3 separate regions of the Homo sapiens genome follow, and all the other regions are linked to region 2. The links are chromatin contacts, found by Hi-C or POLR2A ChIA-PET in ENCODE. All regions are on one chromosome and are shown on one strand. Each heading gives the region's core, a stretch centred on a gene start or an enhancer-like site at or near the end of the contact. The rest is flanking DNA. Distances are from core to core; before and after follow the strand shown.

What was found. A loop is a pair of places that touch in the nucleus more often than their neighbours do. ChIA-PET counts read pairs that join two places held with the same protein, here RNA polymerase II (POLR2A). Pooled maps may share reads with other maps.
Region 1: a pooled map shows a loop between it and region 2 (11-fold over the local background). The contact joins two enhancer-like sites. A Hi-C loop is called at or near these places in 5 of 50 pooled maps. POLR2A ChIA-PET finds 5 or more read pairs at or near these places in 3 of 52 experiments (GM12878, RWPE1 and activated T-cell).
Region 3: a pooled map shows a loop between it and region 2 (6-fold over the local background). The contact joins two enhancer-like sites. A Hi-C loop is called at or near these places in 2 of 168 maps with a recorded cell type or tissue (both naive thymus-derived CD4-positive, alpha-beta T cell), 7 of 37 single-sample maps with no recorded cell type and 11 of 50 pooled maps. POLR2A ChIA-PET finds 5 or more read pairs at or near these places in 3 of 52 experiments (B cell, RWPE1 and activated T-cell).

What each region holds. Positions count from the first base shown.
Region 1 is chr10:67,813,124-67,816,957 of GRCh38, forward strand. The region is part of intron 2 of DNAJC12 (DnaJ heat shock protein family (Hsp40) member C12); the gene reads right to left. Among named protein-coding and RNA genes, the nearest start is that of DNAJC12, 23 kb to the right of the region's middle. Within about 2 kb of position 2,553, at least 2 of the 41 ENCODE cell types and tissues checked have a DNase peak (open chromatin) inside an H3K27ac peak, as active enhancers do.
Region 2 is chr10:67,610,851-67,614,979 of GRCh38, forward strand. The region is part of intron 2 of CTNNA3 (catenin alpha 3); the gene reads right to left. Among named protein-coding and RNA genes, the nearest start is that of CTNNA3, 83 kb to the right of the region's middle. Within about 2 kb of position 2,306, at least 3 of the 41 ENCODE cell types and tissues checked have a DNase peak (open chromatin) inside an H3K27ac peak, as active enhancers do.
Region 3 is chr10:67,789,760-67,793,797 of GRCh38, forward strand. It overlaps the pseudogene RPL21P92. Among named protein-coding and RNA genes, the nearest start is that of TRS-TGA1-1, 27 kb to the left of the region's middle. Within about 2 kb of position 1,337, at least 4 of the 41 ENCODE cell types and tissues checked have a DNase peak (open chromatin) inside an H3K27ac peak, as active enhancers do.

The DNA.
Region 1 (3,834 bases), core at 1,303-3,802, 200 kb after region 2:
CCTCACGAATGGAATCAGTGCCCTAATAAAAGAAACCCAGACAACTCGCTCACTCTGTTTCCCCCATGTGAAAACACAGCAAGAAGACAATTAGCTAGGCATGGCGGTGGGCGCCTGTAATCCCAGCTATTTGGGAGGCTGAGGCAGAAGAATCTCATGAATCTGGGAGGTAGAGGTTGCAGTGAGCCAAGATCACACCACTGCACTCCAGCCTAGATGACAGAGCGAGACTCCGTCTCCAAAAAATAAAAAATCAATATACAAATATCAGTGGTGTCTCTACACAGTAGCAATGAACAATCTGAAAATGAAATTAAGAAAATTCCATTTATAAGAGCATCAAGAGCCGGACCCAGTGGCTCATGCCTGTAATCCCAGCACTTTGGGAGTCCGAAGTGGGCGGATCACGAGGTCAGGAGTTCGAGACCAGTCTGGCCAACATGGTGAAACCCCGTCTCTACTAAAAATACAAAAAAAAAAAAAAATTAGTTGGGTGTGGTGGCAGGCGCCTGTAATCCCAGCTACTCAGTAGGCTGAGGCAGGAGAATCACTTGAACCTGGGAGGCGGAGGTTGCAGTGAGCTGAGACCATGTCATTACACTCCTGCCTGGGTGACAGAGCAAGACTCTGTCTCAAAAGAAAAAAAAAAAAGCTTCAAGAAGAATATAATATTTTTAAAAAATTGAACAAAAGAAGGAACTACACAATATTGTCAAAAGAAGCTAAAGAAGATCTAAATAAATGAAAAGACATCCCACGTTCATAAAGATTTACTATTGCTAAAATGATAATACCCCCCAAACTGATCTGCAGATTCAACATAATCTCTATCAAAATCCCAGTTGCCTTTTTTGCAGAAATTGACAATCTAGTCCTAAAATCTGTTTGCAAATACAAGGGACCCAGAATTGCCAAAAAAAAAAAAAACTCTTGAAAAAAATAAGAGCAAAGTTGGAGAATTCACACTTCTGAATTTCAAAACTTATACTACAAAGCTACAGTAGTGAAAACAGTGTGGTACTAACATAAGGATAGACATACTTATAAATGGAATAGAATTGAGAATCCAGAAACAAACCCTTACATTTACAGTCAATTGATTTCAACAAGAGTGCCAAGACAATTTAATGAAGAAAAAAAATAGTCTTTTCAACAAATGGTGCTAGGATAACTAAATATCAATATATAAAAAGCATGAATTTAGATTTCTACCTTAAGCTATAAACAAATATTGACTCAAATGGATCACAGATCCAAATGTAAGGGTTAAAACCATAAAAAACTGGGAAAAAAAAAACATAGGAATAAATCTTTGTGACCTCAGCTTAGGCAAGAGCTCCTTAGATATGACACCAAAAGCACAAGCAACAAAAGAAGAAATAGATAAATTGGACTACATCAAAATTAAAACTTTTGTGCCTCAAAGAATACCATGAAGAAAGTGAAATGACAAACCATGGAATGGGAAAAAATATCTGCAAATAATATATCTGATAAGGTACTTATATCTAGAATTTATAGAGAACATTTACAACTCAATAATAAGACAAATAACCCAAATGCAAAATGGACAAAGGGCTTGAATGAACATTTCTCCAAAGAAGATATACAAATAGCCAACAAGCACCTGAAAATATCCTGAACAGTATTAGTCCTTCAGGAAATACAAATCAAAACCATAGTGAGATACCACTTTATACCTACTAGGATGGCTAAAATTAAAGGATAATAATTGTCTAGAATGTGAAAAAATTGGAACTGTCACACATGACAGGTGGGAATGTAAAGTGGTATATAGTCACTTTGAAAAGTAGTTTGGCTGTTCTTCAAAAATATTAAGCAGAGTTGCCATATGACCCAACTATTATAATCCTAGGTATATATCCATGAGAAATGAAAACATATGTCCACACAAAAACCTGTATATGATAGCAGCATTACTCATAATAGCCAAAAGTGAAAATAACACAAATGTCCATCAACTGTGAATTGATAAACAAAATGTGGTATATCCACCTAAAAGAATTATCATCCAGCCATAAAAAGGAATGAAATGTTGATATGTGCTACAACATGAATGAGTCTTGAAAATATGCTAAATGAGGCTGGGCACGGTGGCTTACACCTGTAATCCCAGCACTTTGGGAGGCCAAGGTGGGCGGATCACCTGAGGTCAGGAGTTCAAGACCAGCCTGACCAACATAGAGAAACTCCATCTCTATTAAAAATTCAAAATTAGCTGGGCGTGGTGGTGCATGCCTGTAATCCCAGCTACTTGGGAGGCTGAGGCAGGAGAATCGCTTGAACCCAGGAGGTGGAGGTTTCGGTGAGCCGTGATCACACCATTGCGCTCCAGCCTGGGCAACAAGAACAATACTTCGTCTCAAAAAAAAAAAAAAAAAAAGAAAAGAAAAAAAAAGATGGGGCTATTGAAAGCTACAGGAAAACAAATGAACAAATAAAAGTATCTTGCCATAGCAGCTTGGTCCAGCGAGAGCAAATCTTCCTGTTGCTGACGACAATGTAAATGTCCCATTGTATAAATGATACGTCACTTTTTCCAACAGGAATAAAAAGCTTATTAAATTACCACCAAGGATGCACATGCCAGTTGCTACTCATGTGGGGCTTGTAAAGATTTATGTATTTATCTGTGAGTCACCTTCTCTTTTCACATCATTGTTGGCTTCGCTTTCTAGAATTCCCAGAATGAAAGAAGCTGCTTAGAATTATTCTGATGTAAGTCCCTCAACAACAGTTGATAAGCAGAAAGAAAAAAGAAACCTTATCTTTCCTATAATGTGACCTTTCTCTTGTTCCATCCACTTCACCACATTTAACAAAAGTGAGTTTGGGTTTATATTTTTCCATTAATGTAGCAACTAATCAAATGAGCCACACAAGGTAAACACTTGCCAGTTCTGGGAAGAGAGATCTCATTTTGTAAGCTTATAGGAGCAAATGATGCTGGAAGTCTTGCGAGACATTCTGATTTAACTCCTGGGTCTACCTTCAAAATATAGAGGTTATTTTAAATTCATATTTTGCAATAGAATTTGTATTACAACAGTCACATTTTAAATGTATGCCATTTACAATTACTTAAGAAATAATAATATGATGTCAAAATATGCTTTGAAAAAATCTGGAAGAAAATATACCAACTGTTAATAGTGGTTCTCTATCAGGGAAAGATAAAAGCAAACTTTTTCTTCCAACATTATTTATTAATTATGTTATTTTTATTATATGGGGAAAAACAGTAAAGACTATAAAGTAAAAAAAAAATTGAGACATTAAAAGATGTTAGTTAACAAAGGACAAATTGCTCCCCTTCTTCTAATATCCAAATGTCCTTGAAGTTTGCACATCAGTAACAAAAATACCATTCCACAGGTTCTTAGTCTGAAGTTTACTTTCTTTTTTTTTTTTTTTTTTTTGAGGCAGAGTCTCTCTCTATAGCCCAGGCTGGAGCACTGTGACACAACCTCAGCTCACTGCAACCACCGCCTCCTGGGTTCAAGTGATTTTCCTGCCTCAGCCTCCACAGTAGCTGGGATTACAGGCACCCGCCACCACACTCAGCTAATTTTTTGTACTTTTAGTAGAGACGAGGTTTCACCATGTTGGCTAGGCTTGTCTCAAACTCCTGACCTCATGTGATCTGCCCACCTTGGCCTCCCAAAGTGCTGGGATTATAGGTGTGAGCCATCACACCGGCCTTAAGTCTACTTTCTTCATGGCCATGGAGAAGTTAATATAGTGCTAATCTGAAACAGTTACTGTCACCCACACAGAGCGCTGGCATGAGCACCAGCCAGGAGCTCTGGGGCT
Region 2 (4,129 bases), core at 1,056-3,555:
ACCCTCCCATTCCCCTCTTTCTCAGACTTCAGGGGTCCCTCTCATATAGAAAATCTCCAAGCTTGCAGCATTAGAGAGCTTGGGTTTGCTTACTTTCTTTAGTCTGTAAATCTGTGCTAGGCTATAAAGACACACCTTCATCGTAGATACAGGAAGGAACTTCCATGGGAATGGTGCTAAATTAAAAGTTTCAAGTAATTTATAAAGAAGAAATTCCCACTCTATTAATTCTGCAAGTTTAACATTCCACAAAACCGGACATATTTTCAATGGTGTGTAAAAATATTTATATATTAAAATTAAGAGTATAAAAAAGGTTTTTATAGATTTTCCAAATTTAGGTGTGCTTCTCTAAATGCTCTAAAGATGCTGAAAATTAAATTGATAAGCTTAATGAACCAAGCCATCAACTGTCATTATATAGAGCCACACTGGCACACAATATGAACACTGTAGAATATGTTGACTTTTTTTTTTTTTTGAGACGGAGTCTCACTCTGTCGCCCAGGCTGGAGTGCCGTGGCACGATCTCCGTTCACTGCAAGCTCCGCCTCCCAGGTTCACACCATTCGCCTGCCTCAGCCTCCCAAGTAGCTGGGACTACAGGCACCTGCCACCACGCCTGGCTAATTTTTTTTGTATTTTTTAGTAGAGACAGGGTTTCACCATGTTAGCCAGGATGGTCTCGATCTCCTGACCTCATGATCCGCCCGCCTCAGCCTCCCAAAGTGCTGGGATTACAGGCGTGAGCCACTGCGCCTGGCCGTGAAATGTCTTTTTTAATGCCAACTTGGGTAACACAATTATATTCTATAACCTTGTTCCTTCCCAATATAGTTCTGATTTTTTTTAATTCTACCCTCATTGTAGTATAAAAAGGCCCTGTTAACAGCCATCTCTTTTCTTGTTTATTAGCTAAAACACTTTGAATTTCAACCTTCCTCCAATAGCTCACAGGAGCCTTCAGGGCTACTTTTGCTCCCTTGAGTTAATTTTAATGTATGAAATAAAATATAAGACATTTAAGCTATGTTAATTAGCTAAAACTTCAACAGGGTTCTGAAAGAAATTAGAAGGGTAGAAAAATAAAACTGCCTATAGATAAGTAAAAACTGTGATCTTTCAAAGTAAAAGGTACAAACCAGTCTCGGGGAGGAGAGGGGGTGTCCCTTCTTCAAGTCATTGATAATTTCAACTATTCTTTTACTTCTACCAAAACAACCCTTACTGGATTAACAAAAGTACAGAGGAAGATTAAAGGGTTGAGAACCCAAAAAATGCCTCTAGATAACATTCAACACCCCCCCAAACCAACTTCAATCTTCTTTTAGTTCCTTTCAAGCCAATAAACACTTATATTTTGTTCAAAATAATACCCTAGGCATTCAGGAAATAAATATGAATAAGCTCCAATATGGCAATAAGAGAAATACACAACTAGTTGCAACATTAAAGGCAGAATGATAACTGTTTACACTTATATAAGTACAAAGAAAGTGCTGCCAAAATTGCAAACATTCACAAGGATTAAGTAGGACTTCCAAGAAGAGCCTTTAAGAACAGATAATTTTCTACCAGAAGAGATAAAAGGGAGGTATGTAAGCCAGGGAAAGAAAATTGTGTGCAAAGGGGCAGAGAAAAAAATTTATTTTGTCTGAAAATAGCAGATAGCCAAACTTAGCAAACTGTGGGGTAAACACAGGCAATAGGGTGAGAAGGCCAAGAAATAGGTTTCATCTTAAATAAAAAGTTATAAAAGTCAAAGAAAGAGTTAATATTTAATGTAATAGGTGATAGAAAATGAAAACACAGCATGCCCAAAGTAGAGAAGCCTTTGCCCATCAACCTGCCTCTCCACCATCTGTATTTTTTACCTCAGTGGCTAACACCTCTAACCTGAAGCAGAAACCCAGAGGTCATCTGGGCTAGTCTCTCTCTCATCTTCCTCTCCAAGTCCTTGTCATCCAAGACACAGAAACGGGGCATCATTCTCTGCCCCATTCACCAATCTATCATTATGAAAAGTGTGTGCAATGATTCTGCCCTCGTTGAATCTTTCATGAAGCGTCTTCTGAGAGGTCTCACTGCCTCTGCACCAGCCCTACATTCCCACTAGAGCCGTCTCTTGAAAATGTAAATCTCTCATATTTGCACTACCTGTAGGCTACCTGCTGCCTACAAGCAAAGTCCAAACTCTTTAGCGTAGCTTTTGAGGCAATTTTGATCTCACTGCTCACTAAATTTTCATTCTCATCTTCTATCTGTGGAATCTGACCACAAACTACTTGTTAGGCTCAGAACAGGAAATGTTCAGCAACCTCAACCTGGGGTGACTCCCTCCCCTCACAGCTCCTTGTTCGTAGCTCTTGTATCACTCATTATACTGTCTTGTAATTAGCTGTTCACATATTGCCTCCTCTGCTCTACCACGAACTCAATAAGGACAGGGGCCGTGCTTGACTCATCCTGAAAACACAGAGCCAGCGTACTGTGAAAAATAAACAAACAGTGGTTTACTGGATGAAAAAAAAAAAAGAATAAAACCCTACATTTTAGAAGCCTTTAAATCAAGAGTCACAATGTTCAGTGATTCATACGAGGTTACCAAAAGAATGGGTTGCTACAGCAAAATTAAAGTTTAGTGATAACACATAGCAGCTTTCATTAAAAGGAAGTCCTTAATGTGGGATTTTCTGCCATATCTCCTGTCTAGTTTAGTTGGGGTCTGATCAGTTCAATGTAATCTAGGATCAAGTATATTATATCCAGTCTTTTTTTGCCCCCCCCAACAAAGACACGTTACATAATTCATTTTCAAACTACAAATAAAAAGAGCTGGCACATCCTTTTTATTACTGATTTTTTCATTTTTTTCAATCCTTGTGTTAGTTTTCTAGGGCTGCCATAACAAAATACCACAGACTGGGTGGCTTAAGCCACGGTTCCCCAACCTTTTTGGTACCAGAGACCCATTTTATGGAAGACAACTTTTCCACAGACCCAGGGGTGGAGTGGGGGTAGACGTTTTTGTGCCCGGAGTTGGTTCCTTCTGGTGGGTTCGTGGTCTCGCTGACTTCAAGAATGGAGCCACAGACCTTTGCAGTGAGTGTTGCAGCTCTTAAAGATGGCATGGACCCAAAGAGTGAGCAGTAGCAAGATTTATTTTGAAGCGTGAAAGAACAACACTTCCACAGCAAGGAAGCGGACCCTACCAGGTTGCCACTGCTGGCTGGAGTGGCCAGCTTTTATTCCCTTATTTGTCCCCGCCCATGTCCTGCTGATTGGTCCATTTTACAGAGTGCTGATTGGTCCATTTTACAGAGCGCTGATTGGTGCATTTTACAAACCTCTAGCTAGCTGCAGAGCACTGATTGGTGCATTTTACAATCCCTTCGTAAGACAAAAAAGTTCTCCAAGTCCCCTACTTGACCCAGGAAGTCCAGCTGGCTTCACCTCTCAGTTTCAGGATGATTCAAGTGGATTACATTTATTGTGTACTTTATATTATTATTACATTGTAATATATATGAAATAACTATACAACTCACCATAATGTAGAATCAGTGGGAGCCTTGAGCTTGTTTTCCCACAACTAGACGGTCCCATCTGGGGGTGATGGGAGACAGTGGCAGATCATCAGGCATTAGATTCTCATAAGGAGTAGGCAACCTACGTCACAATAAGGTTCACTTTCCCATGAGAATCTAATGCCACTGCTGATCTGACAGGAGGCAGAGCTCAGGCAGTAATGCAAGCGATGGGGGTTGGCTGTAAATACAGATGAAGTTTCTTTTGCTCACCCACCCACTGCTCATCTCCTGCTGTGTGGCCCAGTTCCTAACAGGCCATGGACATGCACCAGTTGGGGTACTCAACTGGTACTGGCACTGGAGGCCTAGGGGTTGGGGACCCCTGGGTTAAACAACAGAAATTTATTTTCTTACAGTTCTGGAGGTCAGAAGTCCAAGACCAAGGTGTCAACAGGTTTGGTTTCTCCTGAGGCCTTGCTCCTTGGCTATCAGATGGCTGTCCTCTCTCTGTGTCCTCACATGTATGCACACAACAATGATGTCTTTCCCTGTACATCCTAATCTCTTCTGATAAGGACACCAGTCATATTGGATTAGGG
Region 3 (4,038 bases), core at 87-2,586, 180 kb after region 2:
TGTGTTCTCTCCAGGCACCACCCTTCAAGAACTTCCATGTGTTCAGCTATCCAGAAACCCCTCCCCAAGCCCTGTCCTTTTGTGTTTTTATGCAGGATTCATTAGGTAGGCATCATTGATTACATCATTGGCCATTGGTGATCAACTTTTCAGCCCTTCTCTCTTCTCCTGGGGGGTAAGGCTGAAAGTTCCAACCTTCTAATCATGCCATGGTCTTTCCAGTGACCAAGCTGCATCCTGCCACCAGTCATCTCATTCGCATACAAAAGACACATCATTCCAGAGATTCCAAGGGTTTTAAGAGCCCTATGACAGTAAATAGAAATAAAGACCAAATATATACTTCACAGTGTCACTGGTGAGAAGCAGCGTTTTCATATTCCCCATTGAATCCAAGGTTGAGAACCAGTGGTTTAAGAAAAAAAAAAAAAAAATAGAATGAAAAAAATGTTTTCCATTCTATTGTGGTTTTTAAAATGTAACAAAAGCTACATTGAAATGAGATTAGTTGTGAGATTCAAACAAGTTATATCAGGAAATGCTTTGGAAATTATTATTAAAGGTAGTAGTTACTGTTGGTATTATTATTAGACCTAGTTTAGAGCCTCATTTCCAGCTCTAATGAACTGGAAAGTATTTACTATAGAAATTTCACCCTTGTCTTTAAAGGTGGGATGCTGTCTAGAATAGCATCAAACTCAGCTGAATGTGAAAAGATAATTGAGGTGTTTGGGGCTGTTGTATATAGATGTACCTAATTAAGTATAATCTTTCCCTTTCTGTCTCTGTCCTTTTACTTAAAAGACTAGTAAGAAAGGACGAGTTATTAGAAAGGAATGATGGAGAAAACATATCCTCTTTCTCTGCCTTCCATGTCCCTGACAATCCTCAACTTCCACTTTTGGCCTACAAATTCCTTGCCAGTTCCCACAGTGTCCTGGCTCCCACCCAAGGTCCTAAACTGGCCAAATTTGGGGCTAGTCCTTGACCAAGATCCTGTGTTCTACAAAGGGGAGATCCTTTTATCTAGCCACAGGTAGAAGAAACTGTATCAGGGAGCGCAAGTAATCTGCCCTAAGTCCCACAGTAGTTTAGAACCAGAGAAAGATGCACTTCTTCACAAACCTCTCTTAAATTCCACAGATAACTTAAGAAATAATCAAGGCAAAAATATTGGAAGAAACAAAAGAGGCCAGGTGGGAGGAGAAAGGGTAAGAATGAACTGCCTGATGCAAAATATTCTCCCACTGTGAGGCTGAGTTGCCACAGAGAGCTGAGAAGTAATAATACTGTGGACAAGGCCACACTGATGCATATCACAGAACCGGAAATTGAAGGGAATTGAAGCCTTTCATTGTGAGACATTTCATCATTTTCTCAGTAATTGCATCAGTTTTACAATTTCTTCCATCACTGACTCCCCAGTAGTCCTGGCAACTCCCGTCTGTGGTGTAGAAGTGGCAAGTAATGGTGTTTGCCTCCAGGAAATTAAAGACTCCTCTCAATAACTGTATTAGTCATCAACGCTTGCTGCTGTGATTGATCTTGTAACCACCATCAGATCTGGGCAGCGAAAGGATATGAAAATTCATAAGCAGGAAAACAACCTTATCTTCTCCTTATCCAGCTCTGTGATATAGAAGGAATATCTGCAAACTCTTTTCTGTATTTCTAATTTGCTCACCAAGGAGCATATTTTTGTCAGGCTGGGAATATGTCCAGGTACTGAAAATTATTTGTATTCATTGGAAATTGTGAATTCTGCCTAGGTTTCCCAGCATTGCTCTGTTGAATTTCCCTTTACTTAAAAGAACAAAAATGTTCTAGAATTGTATTTCAACATTTCAGGATACCCAGAAGGCAAGTAGCCACAGCACTGAAAAAAAAAAAAACAAAAAAGAAACCTGTTCTCTCTCTCTGTGGAAGGTGCCAGAAGAAATGTGTACTATGGTTTTATTATTGCTTTATATCTTGGGCAGTCCCTGGTATTAGGGGCTAGGAAAGATGCTGGGTAAATTATTCCATAAGCACAGTGCTTCACACTGAGCCACTCAACAAAGTCCAGTCTAGAGTGAAAAAAAATCTAAAGGCAAGAATCTCAATGAATAAGCAATGTTTCCTGGGTTTTTTAATCCAGTGGCCCTAAGATCTCTGAAACCTGTCAAATTGCACCTATTGCTTTCCTGAGAATATGGTAATCAAATTCTAAATGCACATACATACTCTTTAATCCAGAAATTCCAGTGCTAGGCATTTATCCTACAGGTATACTTTACATAGAAGAAATACTTTTTACAAAGCTGTTCATTACAGTGCTATTTGTGATTGCAAAAAAATTGTAAATAGCTTGAAAAGGCATCAGTAGGGACAAGTTAAAAAAAAAAAAAAGAGTGTGGTTCCAAAACTTAGCTGGGCATGGTGGTGGGCACCTGTAATCCCAGCTACCTAGGAGGCTAAGGCAGGAGAATCGCTCAAAACCGGGAGGCAAAGCTTGCAGTGAGCCGAGATGGCGCCAAATGCACTCCAGCCTGGGCGACAAGAGCGAAGCTCTGTCTCAAACAAAAGAAAAGAAAAGAAAAGAAAAGAAAAAAGTATGGTTTATCCACACAATGGAATGCTAAGTAGCAGGTAAAAAGAATAAAGTAGCATTCACACACTAAAATGAAAAAACTCCCAAGATATATTAACTGAGTAAATGGGAGTTATTCAGCAGTGGATATACGGTGCTACCATTTGCGTAAAGAACAGAAACACATATATGTGTGTAAATGCATGGGATATCTAAGGAAAGATATGCAAGAAATAGTGCCTCAACACACACTAATGCAGTAAGAATGGGAACTAATACACATAGTGCTTACTCCTCATGTTCTAAGCACATTACATATTTAAACTAATTCAGTACACTCCTTTTAAACTGACAGATATTCACATACCTGTCTTACTTCACTGGAATATCAGCTCCTTGAGTGCATAAACATGGCATAAGCCTTTTTATATGCTACACAGGCCAGGTGTTGTGGCTCACACCTAAAATCCCAGCACTTTGGGAAGCCAAGGCAGAAGGATCACTTGAGGCCAAGAGTTTGAGACCAGCCTGGGCAATACAGCAAGACCCCATCTCTACAAAATATGTGTATTGTGTATGATACATATGTGTGTGTGTGTGTGTGTGTGTGTGTGTATCCTACACAAATGCTAGTATATTTATCACATAATATTCTCAGGAAGTATGTGTCTCATTCAGTCAGTATCAAATATAAGAGAAAATATCTTCATTTAGAGCTGCTGATCTTAGAGGTTAATAATCATTAAGTAGAAATATATTTTCATAATGAGTTTGCCGTAGCATGAAGTTGAGCCACAATGCAAAAATAAGTGGCATTGAAAGTGCGCTATTCTATATATGTACACCCAATTATAGTTGTGCTGGACACACCAGGGAACTGAACTGAATTATTGAAGAAACGTCCTGTTTTCTTCTTACTTTCCATTCAAAAGACTGCATTATCACAGCACAGTCCCCTCCCTTTTTATACTTTGAGTTCAGGGGAGTATTTTTAAGTGTTTAAGTTTAAAAGGTCTGCTACTAAGTTAAATGGGATCAAGTATATAAAGTGCTTAGTACAAGCCTGCCCCACCATAAACCTCCTTTAAAGTGGAGCAATGTCTCTTTTTCATGTTGGAGGCTTCAGGCATTATGGAAGAGAAAAGTAAACAAGAGCTGGTGCTCAATCTTGTCGACAATTGGGAAATGAGTCTGTAACAAAAATAGAGTGGAACGTGGGAGTGAAGTGTTTTTGCCTTTGACAAGTCATTAAAAGTCATCAGTGTTATAAATCAGACAGTCTGGGGAAAGAGAAAAAAAATAAATAAAACCCTGATTCTTAGATTCAAAAATTCACTTGTTCAATATGGTATTTATTTGGGTGCCTACATAGGTGAGGCAGGCATTATAACAGGCAATTGTTGCCTTTTGGCGGGAACCGCTCTCTTCCAGTAATTCGCCAAAATAACAAACACAAAGGGAAAGAGGAG